Linked DNA regions of Homo sapiens: region 2 is linked to region 1. Evidence: read pairs that join two places in POLR2A ChIA-PET (ENCODE). Cell type or tissue: A673. All regions are shown on one strand. Region 1 holds the start of FAM222B (family with sequence similarity 222 member B). Region 2 holds the start of PIGS (phosphatidylinositol glycan anchor biosynthesis class S).

The links. ChIA-PET counts read pairs that join two places held together with the same protein. Peaks named below come from ENCODE experiments on the same cell type or tissue, not always from the same donor. Only the 100,000 strongest peaks of a DNase experiment are listed, where the experiment ranks them.
Region 2: POLR2A ChIA-PET joins it to region 1 with 11 read pairs; 4 of 35 experiments call an interaction of 5 or more read pairs at or near these places.

The regions. Positions count from the first base shown.
Region 1 is chr17:28,841,744-28,844,243 of GRCh38, forward strand. FAM222B (family with sequence similarity 222 member B) reads right to left here and starts at 1,047. Exons shown (of 3, transcript NM_001077498.3): 1 at 939-1,047. RefSeq lists an enhancer at 626-1,140 and a silencer at 826-1,015. In A673, no CTCF peak of the experiment used is centred here; a DNase peak (open chromatin) is centred at 1,068; H3K4me3 peaks cover 1,474 bases; H3K27ac peaks cover 1,502 bases.
Region 2 is chr17:28,570,265-28,572,764 of GRCh38, forward strand. PIGS (phosphatidylinositol glycan anchor biosynthesis class S) reads right to left here and starts at 1,260. Exons shown (of 12, transcript NM_033198.4): 1 at 1,199-1,260; 2 at 785-924; 3 at 588-699. The coding sequence starts at 1,232. RefSeq lists a silencer at 604-800 and enhancers at 781-900, 1,591-1,640. In A673, no CTCF peak of the experiment used is centred here; DNase peaks (open chromatin) are centred at 667 and 1,357; H3K4me3 peaks cover 1,980 bases; H3K27ac peaks cover 1,546 bases.

The DNA of each region.
Region 1 (2,500 bases):
AAATATTTTAATAGATTGGCCCTCCATCCTTTCGGGTGAGGAGCTGCAAACCGTTTGTAAAAACGCCGGAGTACGGTATTTTTCCTACAGAAGTCTGATGGCTAATTTATCACATTACAGAACTGGTAGTTCTGCACATGGTCTGCTGTGCCCATAAAGAAAGCACATATGTGTCTACTGAGGTTTTACAAACAATACGCTTCTTATCTTAACAGAGAAATCAGTCATTCCATTAACAACGGTAAGGTCTAAATTCCACTAACATTGTTGGTGATACATTAACATCAACATAGTACTTACAATTCACAATTTGCATAAACAATCTCAATTACATAGGTGATGCTTGCAATAGCCCGTTTGAAGCATGACATCTTCCTGGTGTTCAGAAAGGTTAAGTGGGACCTGCCCAAGGTTACCTAACAGCTTTATCAATGGTGGACTTCCTTTCGAACCTGCCTGACTCTAAGCCCCTAGCTCTTTTCCCTAGACCCCTCCCGGCTTTCAAAAGAGGGTTCCCGACTCCCATCCTCTACCCAGAGCAGCCTATTACTCCGGGAGACCGACCCTTCCCCTGCCTGGTTCAGAGGTGGCTTCTTAAGCTCCAGCAGAGCTTTCATCCTCCACCACCCTCCCCCCGCAATCATTCTCTGAAAGAAGCGGAAAGGAGAGGCGACCAAAAGCTCCTGGAGGAAGGGATGATACAAATGGGCTGCTTCACTCCACAGCACGCAACCCCGTCCCCCTCCACCAAGCTGTCCAGCTCTGCGGCCGGCGACCGGGCCACCCGTGCCCCAAATTCTCCCATCATCACCTCAAACTGTACCTCCCCCACGCCCTTCCGTCTCCCACAGTCAGAGCCCACCCCACAAAGTCATGTATCCTTCCGCTAAGTTACCCTCTTCCCACGCGTTGTCCACTCCCCCTCCACCACTACTCACGGTCGGTGACTGGGCCCGGCCCTCATGGCTGCTCCTTTGCCGCCCGCCGCCCGCCGCCACCACTTCTCCACTGCCCGGCCCCTCAGTCACCGGCGCAGCTGTGGGGACTACCCGGAGCCGCTCCTGCGCCTGCGCAGCGTGTAGCGCCTGGGCCCTTTCGGGCCGCACGCGCCTGCGCAGCCCCTGCCGGGGGCGTCTTCCTCAGTGCCTGATGGTCTGGACCCCTGGGTCTCTAGTGGACATGGGAGCTGGCCTTGAAGAATTCTGAGGCTTAGAGAATTTGGCGGCTGCCTCAGGGTACGCCTCTGGAGTACCGTGCCTAGGTTACTAAACCCTTGGATCGCGCTTCCCCAAGGAGCCACAGACTTACTGGCTCTTCCAGAATTCTGCATCCTACTTGCACTTAAAGGCCTGAATTCAGGTGCTCTGAGGTGACCACTGATGATAAATTTGGGTCTTTTTTTTTTTTTTTCTGAGTCGAAGTTTCGCTCTTGTTGTCCAGGTTGGAGTGCAATGGCGTGATCTCGGCTCAAACAACCTCCGCCTCCCGGGTTCAAGCGATTCTCCTGCCTCAGCCTCCCGAGTAGCTGGGATTACAGGCATGCACCACCACGCCCAGCTAATTTTGTATTTTTAGTAGAGACGGGGTTTTATCATGTTGGTCAGGCTGGTCTCGAACTCCCGACCTCAGGTGATCCACCCACCTCAGCCTTCTAAAGCGCTGGGATTACAAGCATGAGCCACCGCGCCCAGCCTGGGTCTTTTTTTTTTTTTTTTTTTTTTGAGACGGAGTTTTGCTCTTGTTGCCCAGGCTGGAGTGCAGTGGCGCGATCTCAGCTCACTGCAACCTCCGCCTCCCGGGTTCAAACGATTCTCCTGCCTCAGCCTCCTGACTAGCTGGGATTACAGGCTTGCACCACCACGCCTGGCTAACTTTTGTATTTTTAGTAGAGACGGGGTTTCACCATGTTGGCCAGGCTGGTCTCGAACTCCTGACCTCAGATGATTCGCCCGCCCCGGCCTCCCAAAGTGCTGGGATTACAGGCCTGAGTCACCATGCCTGGTAAAATTTGGGTCTCTTTCAAGATGATCGTGTCTAGAATGTATCGGGGGTAATTATGTAAAGGCAGCTTTGCCATCCTAGAATACGCTACTAGCTAGGAGGTGCAATGAAGTCCTGGGGACCTTGTCAAGGAGGTGACCTCGCCTAGAATGCACTGGGGACACCGCTAAGTTCAGTATGTTTATCAAGCACATGCTGTTTATTGGACAGAAATGTTCTAGGCATCGCGTGTATGCTATTGAGGAATTCGCAGGCAAATAGTCCCCTGCTTTCCAGCTCTCACTGTGAGCCTGGCCCTTTTTCAAACTGGTAAAAGAAAACCACTAAAGTCCAGTGAGGCCCAACTGTCAGTCCCTAGACTACTGTGCTGCTTTGGCATAGCCTGACAAGAGACTAAGCTCAATCGAGTCCTGAGAATTCAACAAAACAGACTTGAAAGCAGCAGGCAAGAGGAGGTACAGGACTAAACTCTCTCCTCATCACCATGGCTCTTTTTTCT
Region 2 (2,500 bases), 270 kb before region 1:
CTTTGGGAGGCTGAGGCATGCGGATCACCTGAAGTCAGGAGTTCGAGAGCAGCATGGCCAACATGGCATAACCCCGTCTCTACTAAAAATACAAAAATTAGCTGGGCGTAGTGTCGCGCGCCTGTAATCCCAGCTACTCGGGTGGCTGGTGCAGAAGAATCGCTTGAACCCAGGAGGCAGAGGTTGCAGTGAGCCAAGATGGCGCCACTGCACTCCAGCCTGGGCGACAGAGCGAAGCTCCGTCTCAAAATATAATAAATAAATAAACAAACAAACTAAATAGGGCCTATATGCAAATCCAATTTAATTTCAAACTCTGTGTTCTTTCCACTATATCCCACCTCTTCCCCTATACCCTGATGGGCATCAACTGCTTCCGATTAGGTAGCCTGTCTTACGAGTAAAATTGCTATTTAGTGACTGTGAATTTGAAAGTAGTTTTTTTCTGACCAAACACACTGTTCATTCAGAGGTCTTTCAACAGTAAGTTTTTAACTGCGTTTATGGTACACCCCCGCTCCTCCCACCCAACTCAGCTCTGAACTGAGCTCAGAGGCGAAAAGCAGCCCTGATCCCCAGTAACTCACATTTCAGAGGAATCTCTCTTTCATGCACAACGGTGAAGGGCAGCTTCTCCTGGTCGTCCAGGGGCACTGACTCCCGCGTAAACACGACAGTGACAGGCACCATGAGGCGGAGCTACAGGAAGGAGCATCAGGGCCGTCACTGAGTCTCCACCTTGCCGGGGGGGCTGTCCCCCGACCCTCCCGCACAGCAGTCTCACCTGAAGGGCATTCAGGCCACTGATCTGGGAGTAAGGCAACGAGGCCCGGTAGGTCTCCGTGGTCTTCCACCAGAGCGGTAGCCCCAGCACGATGGCCACCGCAGCGAAGAAGAGGGCGGCGCGCTTGCCCCGGGCCACCTCTGAGGGCATGGGGAACCGACTGAGGCGCTGGAAACGGGCTAGGGTACCGGCCCCATCCCCGACGCGGAGAAGCCCCAACCACCGGCCTCCAGGGGCCCGCGTTCATTGGGATCTCCGTGCGAAGGGACCCGGCCCAAGCCTGAAGGGAATCTCGTCTGAAGAGACCCCCGAGCCCCCCGTCCGCGGGACCTCTCGCACACCACAATCCCCACCCCTGCTATTCCTCCCTTGCCATCAGCTAGCTGCAGGCCCCCCACCCGAAGCCCACCGCACCTAGGTGTGTAGCCGCAGCCCCGGCGGCCGCCATGCTAGCTTCCGGCTGCTCCGGCCACCGTGGGGGCAGAGCTTCGTGAGCCTCACCCAATCGGAATCTCTGCAACGAGGGGGCAGGACCGCGGCGGTGATCGGGGCCAATCGCGAGCGCTACTCCAGACCCGCAGACGGGAGCAAGCGGGCGAGGGGTGGGAGGGCTCCGCTGGGAGCTTCGCTGGGGATCTGAAAGGAAGTCACCCGGGCGCGGAGGGACAGCCTAGGGGCCGTGCGGGTTTCGGCGCTGCTGGAACGAAGTTCCCCGCTTCCCTGTAGAACACACTTCTAGCCCCGCAATCAAGAGCGCAACCTCTGCAGTCCTTAAATACTAGCTGGGCAACTACAGGCAGCTCCGAGGCTCATCTGAAAATGGAGATATTTACATAAATGAGGCCGTTCTTGTAAGGAGCCTGGCACACGGAAAGCCCTCAACGTCAACTGTCACGGTCTTATTATCCTTATCGTAGAACTCCTCTTAGGGTGCCCTCTCCTCAAAGCCTCAAACACGGAGGTAGCAAGCTAGTATGTTTTAGCACAATTGGCTCTCTCGCTATTTTAAAATACGTTTTAATTCATTTCCAACTTGGAAAACTCAGAATACTTCACTTAAAAATCTTGAAAAGTCATGAGCCCAGACTCTAGATGCTGATCACTGCGGTTCAAATCCTGGCTTCATCACTTATTAGGTGAGTGATCGTGAGAAGATCGTTCTGTGCCTATCTGTGCCTGTTTTCTCTATTAAAATAGGGATGATAGTAATAGTACCTACTTTATAGAGTTGTATGAAATGTGTCAGTACATATAAAGTGATTAGAACAGGGTTGGTGCTATGTGCAAGCTATTTTTGTTATTATAAAGTCAGGCCACACAGGGTGGAGCATTTGTAGCCTCCCCAGTTGACACAGAACACACGCAGCTTGTTATCTCTTCTTTTTATCTGCTTAGACCCAGGTTCTCAGCCTACCTCACAACCCAGCCCAGTGGTTAAAGTTCAGCATCAGGCCTCACCAGAGCTGTCCTTACCCAGACCCTCCAATTGGCTCCCTTTGTGCCCACTTCTACCCCAAATGAAAATGGGCCATAGCCCTTGGCAACCTCCTAGATGCCCTGCTCAGCCCTGGCAGCCCGCAGAGCCTTGGTTTTCCTCTTTGGGCGGGAGTCCAGGTGCTCGCTTGCCCTTACTGGTGTGGCTCACCCTAGTGGAAGGTACCAGGTCCCAGCTGGGCTTAACACTGCGAGATGGGAGAGACTCCCACCCACTCTTAT